Linked DNA regions of Homo sapiens: region 1 is linked to region 2. Evidence: read pairs that join two places in POLR2A ChIA-PET (ENCODE). Cell type or tissue: PC-9. All regions are shown on one strand. Links, peaks and the distances in the headings refer to the core of each region. The heading gives the core; the rest is flanking DNA. Region 1 has its middle 40 kb from the start of LUZP4. Region 2 overlaps PLS3 (plastin 3).

Evidence for each region. ChIA-PET counts read pairs that join two places held together with the same protein. Peaks named below come from ENCODE experiments on the same cell type or tissue, not always from the same donor. Only the 100,000 strongest peaks of a DNase experiment are listed, where the experiment ranks them.
Region 1: POLR2A ChIA-PET joins it to region 2 with 47 read pairs; 9 of 35 experiments call an interaction of 5 or more read pairs at or near these places.

The regions. Positions count from the first base shown.
Region 1 is chrX:115,325,445-115,334,031 of GRCh38, reverse strand. No RefSeq gene overlaps it. Among named protein-coding and RNA genes, the nearest start is that of LUZP4, 40 kb to the right of the region's middle. In PC-9, for the core only: CTCF peaks have their summits at 3,091 and 3,292 (motif pointing left); a DNase peak (open chromatin) is centred at 3,291.
Region 2 is chrX:115,612,501-115,621,087 of GRCh38, reverse strand. The region is part of intron 2 of PLS3 (plastin 3); the gene reads right to left. Among named protein-coding and RNA genes, the nearest start is that of PLS3-AS1, 54 kb to the right of the region's middle. In PC-9, for the core only: a CTCF peak has its summit at 5,558; DNase peaks (open chromatin) are centred at 3,977 and 5,757; H3K4me3 peaks cover 852 bases; H3K27ac peaks cover 3,100 bases.

The DNA.
Region 1 (8,587 bases), core at 209-8,208, 290 kb after region 2:
GAAGGTGAGAATTGGGGATGGGGGTGGGAATAAGATGTGAGGTGACACCAAAGAGGTGAATATCAGATCCACATATCCATCTGTCTATCTGAATGGGCATGTGTTTAATGATTATCTCATCCCAGGGGGAGGAGGGAAGAAGCTTCTCTAGCTATTCTGTTCAGGGCCTGACCACCCCCTCCCATGCCCAGGAGGCATTCACAAATGAAGGCTCGAAGTTTAACCGTTTGAGGAACTACCAGACTGTTTTCCAAAGCAGCGGCACCATTTTACAATCTCACTAGCAATGTATGAGGGTTTCAGTTTCTCTGCATCCTCCCTGACACTTGTTATTATCTGCCTAGTGGATGTGACGTGTTATCTCATTGTGGTTTGGTTTACATTTCCCCCTTCCCAGGGCTAATGATGTTGAATATCTTTCCACGTACTGATTTCCAAATAGCTCTTGATGGCTGATTGTAGGCATTTATTCACAACTCTGGTAACACAGTCACCATATGACCCAGAAATTCGACTCCCATATATATACCCAAGAAAATTTAAAACATATGTTTACACAAAAAAAATTATACAGGAATGTTCACAGTAGTATTATTCATAACAACTAAAAAGAGGAAACAGTCCAAATGTCCATCAATTAATGAATGGACAAACAAAAGTGGTATATTCATACAATGGAACATTATTCAGCCGTAAAAAGGAATGAAGTACTGATACATGCTACAAAGTGGATGAACTTTAGAAACGTCACACTAGGTGAAAGAAGTCAGGAACAAAAGGGCACACGATTCCACTTATATGAAATATCCAGAATAGGAAGATCCAGAGAAATGAAAAGTAGAATGGTTGTTACCAGAGCCTGAAAGGAGGATGAATGGGGAGTAACTTCTTAATTGGTGTGGGGTTTTATTTTGTAGTGATTGATGGAAATGTTTTGGAACAAGATGTGCGCCACTGAGTTGTTTACTTTAAAATGGTTAATTTTAGCTCAAGGAGCCAGTTGGAACCGGCTCCAGCACACCACTGCCTGAAGATTTTGCCCTCTTAAGTCAGAAAGATCTTACTGTTTATGCCTTATGATAGTCACATGCCACCACTGAGAAAATGAGTACCGAAATGACTAGCACTTTGAATGGGAAGGGGGCGAACTCCTGGAGGGCAAAAATTCAATATCTCAAATATATTATCCTATCACCTCTCTGTCTACCTCTCTATCTACCTTCTTACTCACCTTTATTGAATACTGAATTTTCCCAACAGTTTTATTTATGGGGAGATTGAGAACTAGAAATAACTAAGATCATACACGTCTAGGAAGTGGCAGAGGTGGGATTTAAACTTTGGTCCACCTCAGTCTGTGTTCTTACATTTAAATGGAAGCCTCGGGGAGCCATGGGAGTGGTACATAGCCATGTTCCTTGGGTACCCTTAAGCTATGGGGAAACTGCAACACTAAGTATGGCTGCTTCCTAAAGACTTCAGTCCCAGTTCAGAACTGGTGGCTTTGGAGCATTCTGAGGAACTGTGGGGCCGTGGAACTGCCTAGCTGTCAGAAATGATTTAGTCAGAACCATGGGGCTCTACCTGATCTGAGGCTTCTTTTGCCATCCCTTTCAGAAAATCCAAAGAGGAATTTAAATATTTGGGGGTTTTCGTAGGGAGCTGAGATGCATATTGCTTCCAGGTACCTTTAGGGCCATCGTTCCTAAAGACCTCACTTACCAGATGAAGAAACAAGCTTATAGAGGGGAAATGACTTCCCTAAGATCACACAGCTGATTCAGTCAAGCATCACCAGTAGATGAAGAAGTAACTGGAAGAAATTTGTCCTCATCCTCAACCTCTCCATTTTCCATTCCATCTTTTTTAATGTTCCTTCCTTGGTATCTCAATAAGATATACTCTTAAAAAAACTTTATTATATTTATTATATAATTTCATATACTGTATATTATTTATTTATAAATTTCTTGTTTTTTTCTTTTTCTTTTTTTTTTTTTTTTTTGAGGCAGGGTGTCACTCCATAACTCAGGCTGTAGTGCAGTGGCATGATCTCGGCTCACTGCAGCCTCTGCCTCCCTGGCTCAAGCAATCCTCCCATCTCAGCCTCCCGAGTACCTGGGACTGCGGCTGCCTCATCATGCCCAGCTAATATTTATTTATAAATTATACATAATTTATATATTTTGCTGAATGGGTGATTGATTTCTAAAATATTTTAAAGCGAGCCCCAGACAGCGTACTATTGCAAGGTATATATTCATAAAAAAAAGCAGTATGATATATATAATAGCAGAACCTAAATAAACATAAAGCCTACAGTGGGCTGAAGGTAGGAGACCTAGGCCTTGTTTCATTTAGCTCTGCCACTAAGTAGCTATCTAATCATGGGAAAGTTGTTTAAGCCCTTAGTCCCAGATTTATTTCCTTAAAATCAAAATAAAACTATATTTTATTACGATTTACGACACTAAAATTCTATGACAACTCATGGCCAGACACGGTGGCTTACGCCTGTAATCCCAGCACTTTGGGAGGCCAAGGTGGGCAGATCCACTGAGGTCAGGAGTTCAAGACCAGCCTGGCCAGCATGGTGAAACCTCGTCTCTACTAAAAATGCAAAAATTAGCCTCGTGCTGTGGCACGAGCCTGTAGTCCCAGCTACTTGGGAGGCTGAGGCACAAGAATCGCTTGAACCCGGGAGGTGGAGGTTGCAGTGAGCCGAGATCATGCCACTGCACTCCAGCCTGGGGGACAGAGCAAGACCTTGTCTCAAAAACAAAACAAAACACAAAAACCTATAACAATTCAAATTCCCTGAGGGATATTTGAATTTAAAAAGCGAACAGGCGTTTAAAGTTCCCTGGTTACTTATCTGGTAAAGGAAAGTGATTTGGGGGAGCATTAGTTATAGCTGTGGCGATGGGAGAAGAATTGTTCAGAGGTCTTAAAGTTACGCTTTTCGCGCAGATGCCAAAACGTTTCCAAAGAAGGCTGGTCTTGACTACCACAGCTGCCAGGTGTGGTTCTGAGAAATGCAAAATTATGCCATAACTCCTCTTTACTAGTAGACTTTCAGGATTAGTTGTTTGAATACCCTGAAGATCAACTGTCCGAATTAAATTGAGAAACTGGTTTAAGGATAAAATATTTTCCACCTTCAAACGAATATCTATTTTCTGAAGTAGCCCAAAACTCCACAATTTGTTTAACCATAAGAGTTTTCTTTTTTCCTTTATTTTACTGCGGTTTGTGAGAAGTTAACGAAAGGCCAGTTTTTGGAAGTTGAATGCTGCCATCTGGTGGTTGACAGGCAGCAGTGAGCTGGAGTAGGGAAATCTTTCCGCCAGACCCGTGGCAGAAAACAAACTAACAAAAAAACCCGCAGGACTAAAGGCGTAAGATGTAGGGCCGGACACGGTGGCCACGCCTGTAATCCCAACACTTTGGGAGGCCTATGTGGGAGGATTACCTGAGGCAAGAGTTCCGGACCAGCTGGGCAACACAGTGAGACCCCCCCGCCCACCTCCCCCTCCCCCCGCCATCTCTTAAAGAAAAAAAAAAGCATGAGATGTACAAATCAAAAAGCAACTTAAATGCTTTTTATTTTACCCACAAATGTGTTTATTTTTTCTAATATAAGTAAAATATGATTATTTCAGGAATTTATAAAATATGTTAAAGTACATGTGGGGAAATACAAATTTCCTACAGTTCTTAAATTCTAATGCATTTTGGTGCATTTTTTCCAATCTTTGCTTATTGCATTCTTTGCAATATCCCGAGTGTCATTAAAAATTCAATTTTTTGCCGGGCGCAGTGGCTCACGCCTGTAACCCCAGCACTTTGGGAGGCCGAGGTGGGCGGATCACGAGGTCAGGAGTTCGAGACCAGCCTGGCCAATATGGTGAAACCCCGTCTCTACTAAAAATACAAAAATTAGCCGGGCGTGGTGGTGGGCGCCTGTAATCTCAGCTACTCGGGAAGCTGGGGCAGGAGAATCGTCTGAACCAGGGAGGCAGAGGTTGCAGTGAACCGAGATTGCGCCATTGCACTCCAGCCTGGGTGACGGGCAAGCCTCTGTCTCAGAGAAAAAAAAAAATCAATTTTTTTCATAACTCTGACTTTCATCCAAAAATATTTCTTGAGCACCTTATATATACCAAGTACTTCGTTAGGCACTAGAGATAAAATAACAAAGGAAAAAATCTAGAAAGTCCCTGTCCTCACAGAGCTTGCATTCGGGGTCAAGAGCAACAATAAACAAATAAAGACATAATTAAAGGTTAAATCATGAGAAATGCTATGAAGAAAAATAAGGCATAACAAAAGGAAATAAAATGATTACAGAGCTACTTCAGATAGGGTGGTCATGAAAGGCCCCTCTGAGGTAGTGTAATAAGTAACATTTGAGCAGCATTCTGAATGACCAGAAGGAGAAAGCCATGTAAATGTGTAGGGGAAGAGTCCCATAGGGCAGGGGTCCCCAACCCCCAGGCCACAGACCGGTATCTGTCCAGGTCGCACAGCAGGAGGTGAGAGGAGGCTGAGCTTCATCTGTATTTACAGCTGCTCCCCATCACTGGCATTACCGCCTGAGCTCCACCTCCTGTCAGATCAGTGGCAGCATTAGATTCTCATAGGAGCGTGAACCCTATTGTGAACTGTGCATGCAAGGGATCTAGGTTGCAAAATCCTTGTGAGAATCTAATGCTTGATGATCTGTCATTGTCTCCCATCACCTCCATCCAGATGGGACCGTCTCGTTGCAGGAAAACAAGTTCAGGGCTCCCACTGATTCTACATTAAATTGTATATTTCATTATATATTACATTCATTATATTCATTCAGTATATTCATTATATATTACAATGTAATAATAATATAAATAACGTGCACAATAAATGTAATGCACTTGAATCATCCCGAAACCATCCCCCCTGCCCACACCCAATCCATGATAAAATTGTCTTCCACAAAACCTATCTTTAGTGCCAAAAAGGTTGGGGACCTCTGCCCTAGGTGTGAAAAGTGTTCTAAGAGGAAAGGGAAGTGCAAATGCTCTGAGGCAGGAGCATGCTTACTGTATTAGTGGCATAGTAAGGAAGCTGGTGTGGCTGGGAAGGTGTGTGGGAGATAAAAACAGGAAGGAAATAAAATAGGAGAGCACAGCCAGAGATCAAACCACAACAGGGCCAAACCATGTACAAACTTTATTTTCCCCCACTTAAATCCATTTAACATAACAGAGCTCCATCTTGAAGGATGGGCAGGATCCACAGTCAGCAAAGGCGGGAAAGAACATCCCAGAAAGAGACCAATGATGAAGCAAAGGCGTGAGTGCTTTTAAGGTTAAGAGTATGAGCTCTGGGACTTGAGAGAGATCTCCCAACTCTGCCACTTCTGGTTGTACCATGATTCCCTTTTCCCGAACCAATAAATACAGTGTAATCTGTTAGTACATCATAGGCCCTATCTCTAGGAACCCTAAGATCAGACGAAGATGGCTACACTGATAGAGTGGTAATGATCCAGCCAAGCAGAGGGTCACCCAACATCCACTATTATTATTGGATAGAGTATTAGAGTGGGGATATAGTAGACAGGAGAGAGGGAGGGAGTTTGGCACATTAAAAAGTAAGAAGCAGAAAGACTGATGGATGGAGAGATGGAGACAAGGGGTAAGCACTATAATTTCACCTGATCTTGGGCAGGAGTTTTAACTACCACTAAGAAGTAAGATCCCGCATAATCTCAAATTTTAGTATACATCAAAATTTTCTGGAGGGTTTGTTAAAACACAGATTTCTGGGACCCACACCCAGAGGTTTTGATTCAATAGGTCTGAGGTGAAGCCTGAGAATTTGCAGGTTCCCAGGTGAGGCTGAGAATGCTGGTTTGAAGACCACACACAGAAAATTCATGCTATGATTGGTGCCAAATGAGGCAAAAATGGAAAGTTCAGTCAGCCTGTTTCTTTGTTCTGTTCACATACTGCCAAACAGCTAGACTGCACATCTCTCGGCATTGTCCAACTGATTGTTATGACAATGTTGTACTTCTGATGTTATTCAAGGCAGAGAGGGAGAGGTTTGTGACTTATATAGCTGCTGTTTCATATGGGGGAAAAACCATTTGAAGCTTGGGAAATATTGCTGGGCTCATTGCCTTATGCTGTTGCTTTTTCTTCTTGCTTTTTTTTTTTTTTTTTTGAGACAGTTTCTCGCTCTGTCGCCCAGACTGGAGTGCAGTGGCGCCACTCACTGCAGCCTCCACCTTCCAGGCTCAGATGATTCTCTCACTTCAGCCTCCCGAGTAGCTGGGATTGCAGGTGCACACCGCCCCACTTGGCTATTATTTCTGTAGAGACAGGGTTTCTCCATGTTGCCCGGGCTGGTCTGGAACTCCTGGGCTCCAGCAATCTACATGCCTTGGCCTCCCAAAGTGCTGGGATTATAGGTATGAGTCACTGCGCCTGGCCATACTGTTGCTCCTTACCCTAATTACCCATTAGCAAGCAAGACATTGAAAGCAATGTATCCATCCCATATTCTTTGTAAATGAGATTATGAGAAAACAAGCCTTTTAGTATTCTGGTAGTGGGGATGTCAAATGGTACAACCTTTCTGTACAGCAACTTCTTTGTAGCATTCCAAATATGTACTATTTGATCCAGCAATTTTACTTCTGGAAAATTATCATATGTAATGAATTGAAGAGGTACTGCAAATATATAAGTACACGAAAACTCACCACAAGCATAATTTACAAAAACTTAAACTGAAAACGGCCTAACTATCCAGCAATGGGGAACTGGATAAATAGTGTAGAAAGCTTTACTGTGGAAGAAGGCTTAGTGGCAGTAAAATAAATACGGACGTAGCTATTACAAGTTTGCATGTGTGTGTGTGTGTGTGTGTGTGTGTGCGTGTGTGTGTGTGTGTGATAATTTTTGGTATTTTGTATTTTGAAAAATTTCTGCAATTAACCTGTATTATTTTTGTGATATGAAGAAACATTCTCTCTCCAAATCATTTGCCACAAATTACATTAGGAAGCTTCATGCACATTGGGCAACAGAGTGAGACCACGTCTCAAAAAAAAAAAAGTATACAAGAAGATGTGTATAGCTTATATGCAATTACTATGTTATTTCATATCAGGGACCTGAGGACCCATGGTTTTGGTATCCACTGGGGTCCTGGAGTTAATCCCCCACAGATACCGAGGGACAAATATAGTATATTGGACTAAATCCACGTTCAACTTGAAGTTCGTTTTAAAAATAAATAATTGAAGTTGGCTTATTTCTTTGACCTTTGTATCCTTCATGAAGGTGCAGTACAGGAAGAGACTCTTTGTGAATTAAGGGCTCCAGGTAGAATCTAGTTAACTGCATTTTTTTCTGATACATAAAAGATACCTTTTTATACATCAAGTAGTCCTAAAACAGACATGAATTCTTTAATATCACGTGAACAAGCTTATTGTGCAATTCTATTACACTCACGTGATTATCCATTGCTTGAAAGTTGAATTTCAAGTATATTCCTCTGGGCTGGTGCAGAAAACTCTTGGTTGTAGTATATTTTGTCCTTAGGAGTAAAGTTTTAACCCTATATCTCACATTTGTGTCACTTAAGCATAATAATTAGTAAAGATATATTTGTCAGCCACTAATTAGATGAGCAACTTTGGGCCATTCAACTTCATGTAAGTCTCATTAACACCAGCTGTAAAATGAAGAAGGTATATCCAAGAATCTTCAAGCTCCCTTTTTAGTAGTTAGGTTCCAAGTTCTGAATCAGGGAGTATTAGTGCAGCATTCAGAAGGATTGTAAACATGCATTAATCTAGTCTTTTTTTAATCATTACATCAAAATATCTAGGTGAGTTTTTCTACCGTTTATCTTTTTTAAAAATTGCATGCATGCATTAATCTAGTCTTTTTTATATTGTTACTTCAAAATCCCTAGATGAGTTTTTCTACTGTTTATTTTAAAAAATTTCTTCTTCTTCCTGGGCTCAGGTGATCCTCCCACCTCAGCCTCCCAAGTAGCTGGTACTACAGTACCTGCCACCACACCCAGCTAATTTTTTGTATCTTTGTTTGTAGAGACGGGGGTCTCACTCTGTTGCCCAGGCTGGACTCGAACTCCTGGGCTCAAGTGATCAGCCTATCTTGGCCTCCCACAGTGCTGGGATAATAGGTGTGAGCCACCCTGCCCAGATTCTACTGTTTAAATGCCAAATCAATCTCACTATTTTTAAAGTATAGTTATCCCTATATGCATTTTGGAACAAAAGTAGCTACAGCCTTCATATAGAGAAAAAAAATGGATTCATGGTTGCCTTGGGCTGTGAGAAGGGGGGGAAAGGAGGGAAAGGGGGAGTGACTATTAATGGGTACAGAGTTTCTTTGGGGGACATTAAAAATGTTCTAAAATTAGACTATAGTATTGGTTGCACACTCTGTTAATATACTAACTGAACCGTATACTTTAACGTGGCGAACCTTATAGTATAAGAATTATATCTCAATAAACTTGTTACCAAAAAAGTAGCTGGAGCACATGGCTACATAGC
Region 2 (8,587 bases), core at 104-8,103:
GAGCCAAGATAGTACCAGTGCACTCCAGCCTGGGCAACAGAGTGAGACTCCGTCTCAAAAAAATATATAAAATAAAAAATAAAAAAATAAAGCAGGCTGGGCACAGTGACTCACGCCTGTAATCCCAGCACTTTGGGAGGCCGAGGCAGGCGGATCACTTGAGGTCAGGAGTTCGAGATCAGCCTGGCCCATATGGCAAAACCCCGTCTTCACTAAAAATACAAAAATTAGCTGGGTATGGTGGTGGGCGCCTATAGTCCCACCTACTCGGGAGGCTGAGGCAGGAGAATCACTTGAACCTGGGCCAAGATTGCACCAATGCACTGCAGCCTGGGTGACAGAGCAAGACTCCATCTCAAAAAAAAAAAAAAAAAAAAAAAAGAAAAGAAAAAAAAAAGAAAAAAGCATAAGGGGTTAGACTGGGGCTATCTTGCCCCCAGGGGACATTTTTGATTGCCATAACTGGAAGCACCTGGCATACAGTGCGTAGAGGCTGGGGATGCTTCTAAATATCTTACAATGGATATGACCCCTTCCTTGTATGTACAACACAAGAGTTATGCAGCTTAAAATGTCAATTGTGCTGAAGTTGAGTAACCCTGGGTTATAGAGATATTGGGGGGCAGGGATGGTGGTGGTGCTACTACTTAGACAGAATGGGTAAGGAAGGCCACTTTGATGAGGTTATATTTGAATGAAGACTTCCATGAGGTAAGGGAAGCAAATCATGTGGCTATCTGGGGCAAGAGATTTCGGGTAGAGAAAATAGCAAATGCAAAGTCAGTGATGCTGCAGTGTGTCTGGTGTGTTTCGGGAAAAGTAAAGATCCAATATGACTTGGGTAGAGTGAACAAGGGGGAAAATGAGAGATAAGGTCGGGGAGCTAGCTGATCTTATAAGCTCTGCTAGGCCAATGTATTCCATGGAATACACTGACATTTCTTTCTAAGTGTGATCTACGTGTAGTTCACATTGTCCAATTTTTGGTCAATTACTAAAATTGCAATTTGCAAGAATGCTCTGGGGGATTAAAAATTAAATTAAATTAAAATATTAAGTATACTGCATGGAACCATCTTGCAAATATTTTGAATGCTGATGAAATTCTGTTTAGTTTTAATGCAGTCTATTTTAAGTATTAAATTTTCTTAAACATTGATTACTACATTTTAAATCTATGAATTAAAACATCTGTACCTTTATTTTTACTTTTGTATTTCTTTGAGACAGGGTCTCTCTTGCCCAAGCTGGAGTGGCACGAGCATGGCTCACTGCAGCATCAACCTCCTGGGCTCAAGCAATCCTCCTGCCTCAGCTCCCCGGCATGGCTGGGGCCAAAGGTGGGCACCATCATGCCTGGCTAATTAAAATATCTGTACTTTTAAAACATCAATAACAAACCATTCAATACTTAGTGTGAAAATCACTTAGATTTCCTTTGAGGTAAAGCACTTAATTTCCCTAGGATGTATATTCACTTTCTTTGCTTTGGATTTATAAAAGGTCATACATCAAACTCTTTATTTCTACATGTAAAGTATTTCTATGTAGAAATCAATCCATCAATAATGTCTGCAGTTGCTAAAAAGAACAAAGTAATCCCCATGGCACTGAGGCAAAATTTTAGTGGCTCTTGTTTTATGAATGTCTTGGGCTTAAATACACCTGCTCCCATGCATATACCAACTTGTTTTTCCTACATCCTTTCTAAAATTACAGTGGAGTTCAGTACTAGAGAGTAAGTGTGGCATAGTGAAAGAAACACAGCATACATGCTTGAAGAGACACACAGTGGGAATAATGTGAAACAATGTCTTATCTCAACTTGGCTATTAATTTGCACAAGTTACCTCTTCAGGTCCTAGTTTTCTCATCTGTAAAAGGAGTGCTTTGGACCACATAATCTCTAAAGTTCCTTTTTGGTTCTATCACACTGATTCTAAATCAGAATACACAAGACTTCACAACCCTCCCCTCACACAAACACTTTTAAAACCTGGAGATAGAATAGTAACGCATATTAAATACAGATACAGAGTGATAACATTCTGATCACTACTGCACCTTATTACCTAAGTATAATATTCTTTCATTTTTATGATATCTTTGGAGGAAGAGATAGCTTATTCTTTTAACTATCAAAACGTTGTCCACTTCAGTGGGTTCTTTTTTTCTTTTAAGCTATTTTCTTTATTTTGAGACTAAGTCTCACTCTGTCACCCAGGCTGGAGTGCAGTGGCATGATCTTGGCTCACTACAACCTCCGCCTCCTGGGTTCAAGCGATTCTCCTGCCTCAGCCTCCTGAGTAGCTGGGATTACAGTGCCACCATGCCTGGCCAACTTCTGTATTTTTAGTAGAGATGGGGTTTCGTCATGTTGGCCAGGCTGGTCTTGAACTCCTGGCCTCAAGTGATCCTCCCACCTTGGCCTCCCAAAGTGGTAGGATTATAGGCATAAGTCACCAAGCTCAGCCAATTTTTTAATTTAAAAAAGTATCTTTAGAGACAGGGTCTCATTCTGTTGCCCAGGCTGGAGTACAGTGGCACAATCATAGCTCACTGCAGCCTTGAAATCCTGGGCTTAAGCAATCCTCCCACCTTAGCCTCCTGAGTAGCTGAGACTACAGGCTCTCACCACTATGCCCAGCTAACTTTTTGTTTCTTGTATTTTTTGTAGAGACAGGGTCTCACTATATTGACCAGGCTAATCTCAAACTCCTGGCCTCAAATGATCCTTCCACCTTGGCCTCCCAAAGTGTTGGGATTACAGGTATGAGCCACTGTGCTTTGACTCTAGTTTAGACTGGAGTATATAACAGGTATGTAACAGGATTTGTTCTTTTTGTATTCTCAGTGTTATAATGGAAGTGGAAGGTAGAGATGTTTTAAATTAGATGTGGGAGAACTACAGTGGATTCAAAGCTATATGAAACTGACTAAGGCCCAGAAAGTTTATCTGGCTGCCTATTTGTATTAGGTTAGACTACAGGTCTGGTGGCTGGGACTGGTGGCTCATGCCTGTAATCCCAGCGCTTTGGGAGGCCGAGGCAGGAGGATCAGTTGAGCCCAGGATTTCGAGGCTGCAGTGAGCTATGATGGCATCATGGCACTCTAGCCTGGGCACCAGAGTGAGACACTGTCTCAAAAGCAAAAACAAAAAACTCCAGAAGTTTGGGTCGCAGGGAGAAATTACTATTTGCCTGTATCCTCCCTGAAATAACCTCTCTTGAACATTAATTAGAAGACAGTTCACTGATGTGATTAAAAGATGCCAGGAAGTAGCCACCCTAAAACATAATTAACATAAAATAACCACATTTGGAAATTTCATTTTGAAGTAAGGGCAGTAGTAAGAAATGCTTTTAGAAAGGGACAGGAAAATTTTAAAGGAAATTGGAGGAATAAGAATTTGTCATTACATGACAAACTTCCTTATTAGGCTGCAAATCTCCCGATAAAGATTCTTTTAAATCTTTGTATCTCCCACCCCAATATGTAGCACAATCTTTTGTGTATAATAAGCAATGGAAAAAAATTATTTTTGTAGAATCACTGATTCTCAGGAATTGACCAAAGAAAGAATGCTCTAATCCTAGATGAGCATTTTAGAAACAAAACTAAACAACAATGACAGAAATACAGAAATAGCACTCAAAGACTGAATGGCAATTCATCGAGAAACCAAAACTTGACAGAAATATCCCTTAAATAACATTCAATCTCATTCCCTTTGTTCTAATCCTGTCCCTACCCAGCAGCCTTCAGATCTGTAATTTGGTTTTCTAAGTGAACACACCCATCAAGGAGGGCCCAAGTGGACCACCAGTGATAGCTCTCTGGTCAGGATCTCTTTTGTTCCAAATGTAGAAACCTGCTTTGGCTTTACTGAGAAAGGAGATGTGCACTTGTTTAGGTATGAGTCACCCTCCAGAGCAAACTGAGTACCTACCCTGTGGGAAGACACCCACTGGGCTACATACCAAAGATACAGAAATGAATCAAACGGAACCCCTGGGTCTTACTTGAAACTGTGGCTACAAAATCCTTGTAAAAATTTTGAGTCACTTCGAATACATATCCTTAGGCTTTCCTGGATGACAAGAATGTGCGTCGTCTTCTAAAAGTTTTACCTATTCTGCCATTTTCCCATAGTTTAGCCCCCAGTGTTAGTCCAAATTACACTACCTCCCATGATCAAAGGCATTTTAGTGTTAGTTAGAGTCAATTTTATCAAGCCTTTCTTAGAGCTCTTAAATCATATATTTTGAAGAAAATAATTTCAATTTAAACAAGAAGGCAGAGGGAGCCTAAAAATGCAGCTAGCAATTAATTTTACAAAACCTCCCAGCTGGTAAAGTACTTGAGAGACAAAATAGCATGCAATTATTCTTAAAGAGTTTTATGCTAATTTTATTTCGAACCCTCAGTCAAAAAACCAAAAACACATCCTTAAACAATATCAAAGATCTAACGTGGTTTGGAAGGCCAGTAAAAAGGTAGCATAATGGGATTTTAGAAAGCTTCCATCTCATCAGGTGCTCACAACTTTTAGTCTACTTCTAAGACTAACTTGTAATTTTAAAAAATAAACATAAATGCTGATGACTATTCAATCTAATTTTCTACATCGGAGAAAAGTAGTTTCGTTTTACAAACTGGCTAAATGATAGTCTTTGAGTCATGTTTTCCTTATGTGTAAAATAAAATAGCTGAGGTACCTGAATGATTTCCAAATAACCCAAAATGAATTTTGGATAATTTTTTGTTATTCAAAAGCAAAATGAGAATAAGAATAATGTGGCAAGGTTTTTCAAAAAGACAATTTAATTTTTTGAAATCATAAGACTATGTCCTTATTTGTGGTTACAGTGTCCACTTTAAAAACAGAGCATTGGAATTAGAATGTTGCTGTTCAGTATGTTTGATGGTGAATTTCTCCTATTCTGAGTTTTGACATAAACATGAGAACTTAATAATAAACTGACCCAAAATAACATACCTAGATTGGAAGTCGTTTTAACAACTGGAAACTAAAATCACAACCACCAGGAATGATGGCAGTCCTTTATTTTCTCATTCATGCTGCCAATACTCTGCAACACCTTTTTGGCTCACTTGCCATTTTCTCATTAACTATACATTGGTATGGAGTGGGAAAAGCTCTGTGTTTTGAAGACTCTTCTGTTTCAGCATCATAGTTTCCAACCAGCTGATAAAGCAGACATAAATTACCATACTGCCTATATTGTGCAGTGCAGTTTCAATGCCAGCACTTCTCAACCTTTTGGTTTAGAAAATATGGTCAGTATGGCTGGACATTAAGGAGAAGCTGGATAAAGGAAACTCTACCTTATCACTGAACACAATTCTGGCAGAAAGTAAAGGGCTAAATTTGAGTAAATTGACAAAGCGTTTTTTTTTAAAAGAAGAAAATTATGATACTTAAAAAAAAATCACTACGCAGCTCCCAGTGCTGCACCAGACAGGCCCATTTTTCATATTGGCCACTGACTGAATTCATAAGAAAAGAATCAACTGTTAAAAGGACTGTTTCCTTTCTCTCTCTCTCTCTCTCTCTCTCTCTCTCTCTCTCTCTCTCTGATGACACGTGTAGGTTCACATCTGCATTTTGTTTTAAAGGAAATCTCATTATTCTCTTTTACCAAGTATTATTTTAAATACTATTTAACTCCCCCGCCGCCCTCCCCTAAGTAAACCTTAAAGTAAATAAACTTATTACACAGCCATGTTCCTGCAGAAGTTTGAATCACACCAAGAATGCATATCCTTAAAAGGAAATGTTTTCCCTCCCCTTGCATCCTGTTATTTAAGCTATTTTAAGTACTTGTCTGGAGAAAGCTAAGCCAGAATCCAAGTGGTTTTGATTTTAGCTGCTGTTTTACACTGCCCATGTCCAGGTGGTACGTGCTGCAATCTATCACTTCAAAAGCGTCTTTTGGGGTGCTACTTTGTCTCATAAATTTGACAGTAAGAAAGACTAGGATTTTCTTTGACGCTCGGGTTGTGTGTGTATGCGTGTGTGTGTGTGTGTGTTGCTTTAAACATCCTTGAATCTGTCTAAATCTGGTGTCTTTCTTTATGAAGAGGTCACATATTGTGTGCCCTCATCTGGAATACACATGCGACCTCTCTATTAGCCCACTCAGGACAGTGCTCATTAGGACTTAAAGAAGAAAGCCTAGCAAGTGCAGATGCATATCCTTTTGGAAAAGCTGGATTTAAAAGTTCAATTTGGTTTGACCAACATATTCTACAAATTTTCTGCACTAAAGAAATGACAAAAGGAATCTATTTATCTAACAATAATGGGTTTACACACATACACAATCCTGAATGCCCATGAAAGCTCACAAAATACTGACTTAAAAGACTCGGTCAAAAGACTTGGGCAGAAGAATTTAAACTATATTCCATCCCAAGATCTAAGCAGTGAAATCAAGCTTTCATTAGGCATTAAATCCTTAGAAAAGGCAGCTGCTAAACATCTCCAGATGCTTAGCTAAACATGGGGTTTGCTTCTCACAGCTTATACCTTTTGAGGTAGCTCACTGCAGCAAATATAAGAGGCAGTTTAATGAGTTCCAGCTAAGGGTAGACTGGAGGTTGCTGCTTTAGAATTCACTGTACTAGTGGATTTCCAAAGATGGAGGTCAAGTACAGCAGAAGGCTGGACAAGTTTAGAGGGTGAGACCAGGCAATCAAAAATGTTTATCAGTCCTTTTCTGACTCAAAATTTCCAGCAGTTTGGCCATCATTTTTCCCCTGCTGCAACTCTCGTTTTAAAAATACATGTGTGTAGGCCAGGCGCGGTGGCTCACGTCTGTAATCCCAGCACTTTGGGAGGCCGAGACGGGCGGATCACGAGGTCAGGAGATCGAGACCATCCTGGCTAACACGGTGAAACTCCGTCTCCACTAAAAATACAAAAAAAAAAATTAGCCGGGCGTGGTGGCAGGCGCCTGTAGTCTGCCACCTGGCTGAGGCAGGAGAATGGCGTGAACCCGGGAGGCGGAGCTTGCAGTGGCCGAGATCGCGCCACTGCACTCCAGCCTGGGTGACAGAGCGAGACTCCGTCTCAAAAAAAATAAATAAACAAAAAATAATTAAAAATAAAAATAAAAAAATAAAAAAATTCAAAGCAGGCTTCACTTAAAAAAATAAGATTTTCTCTTTACATTTAAAATATATCCCACTACATAAAATCCATTTACAGTTGGCTTGCTGATTTTCAGGAACGCATCTAGTGCATGAAGCAAAATATACCTGGCTGGCCAGGTACCATGGCTCAAGCCTGTAATCCCAGCATTTTAGGAGGCCGAGGTGGGAGGATCACTTGAGCCCAGGAGTCTCAAAATAAAAATAAAAATAAAAATAAAAATTGCTTTTACCCATGCACCCACACATGTGTACTCCTAACTAGCTTCCACACCTTTGAAACATGGTTTTCCGACTATCCCGAGACCTCCACTTCTAATAATCCATATATAATTAACCAGATGGCACAATGAAAGAGCACTGATTAGTTTCATTTTTTTTAGACGGGCTATAGTTTTGTTTTTGTTTTAAGGCATAATTAAACAAATATGCACTGGTGTTCTTTTATTGAATACTGAAAGTAAATTAAACTAAAGCACTGTTTTTTTTTGTGGCATCATCCTGATGTGGTTTTTATATACTAGCGAATATCAAGTAATTTGAAACAACTCAACTTCCTAGGATGAGAGAAGTCTGGTATAGCTACAATCACCACAACCAATTTTTTTTTGCTTAGTTTGGTGGGAAACCTCAAAGGAATACACCCATACTATTCCTAGTCATTTAAGAAACCCATTATTCTTTTATTTCAAAAGTGCTGAATTCATGTTTAAAAAACCTCAGTAGTGAGTGCTCAGGAGGGAAAAAAGGCAAGGCAAGGTAAGTGTTTGCAGTACTAAAGCAACTCTGCAAAGGTTTACATTACATGAATTTTTCTTTATGACAAGTAATCATCCAAATGACCACTAGTTTCCATAGCAAGATTAAAGGCTTAGAATGTAAAAGACAGTTTCTAGATGGTAAAATATTAATACCTAAGTGTTTTGAAAGGTTTTATTTATTCTTCTTTAGAAATAGTTATGTATTACAGCATTTAAATTAAATTTGAAACATCATGAAGTACAAAAACTGATAACTAACGTTTCTGCTACTGGGAAGCACTGGAAACAATTGTTGAGAAAATTAAAATAATTACATGAGCTTGGAGCTTAAAACTAAGCAGGTGCAGAAAGTGAGTGAAAAGAGAACTTTAAATTCTAATACTCAATTTATTGCTAGTAAAGAGAGTTTCAAAGCACTATTAATTGATTGAACAAAACCTATGATTAGCAGTAATTACAGAGATTTTCTCCACACGCTATGATTTTGCTGAATTTCTAAGGAGATAATCAAGGCTATTATTGTTAATAGATGGGGAAAATCATCTAATGATTTCCATATTTTGTCGCAATTGAACTGAGACAAAGTAGTCTTTCCTATTCTCTGCCAACCCACCCCCACAAAAAGGAAAAACTGTCCTTCACAGGATAAT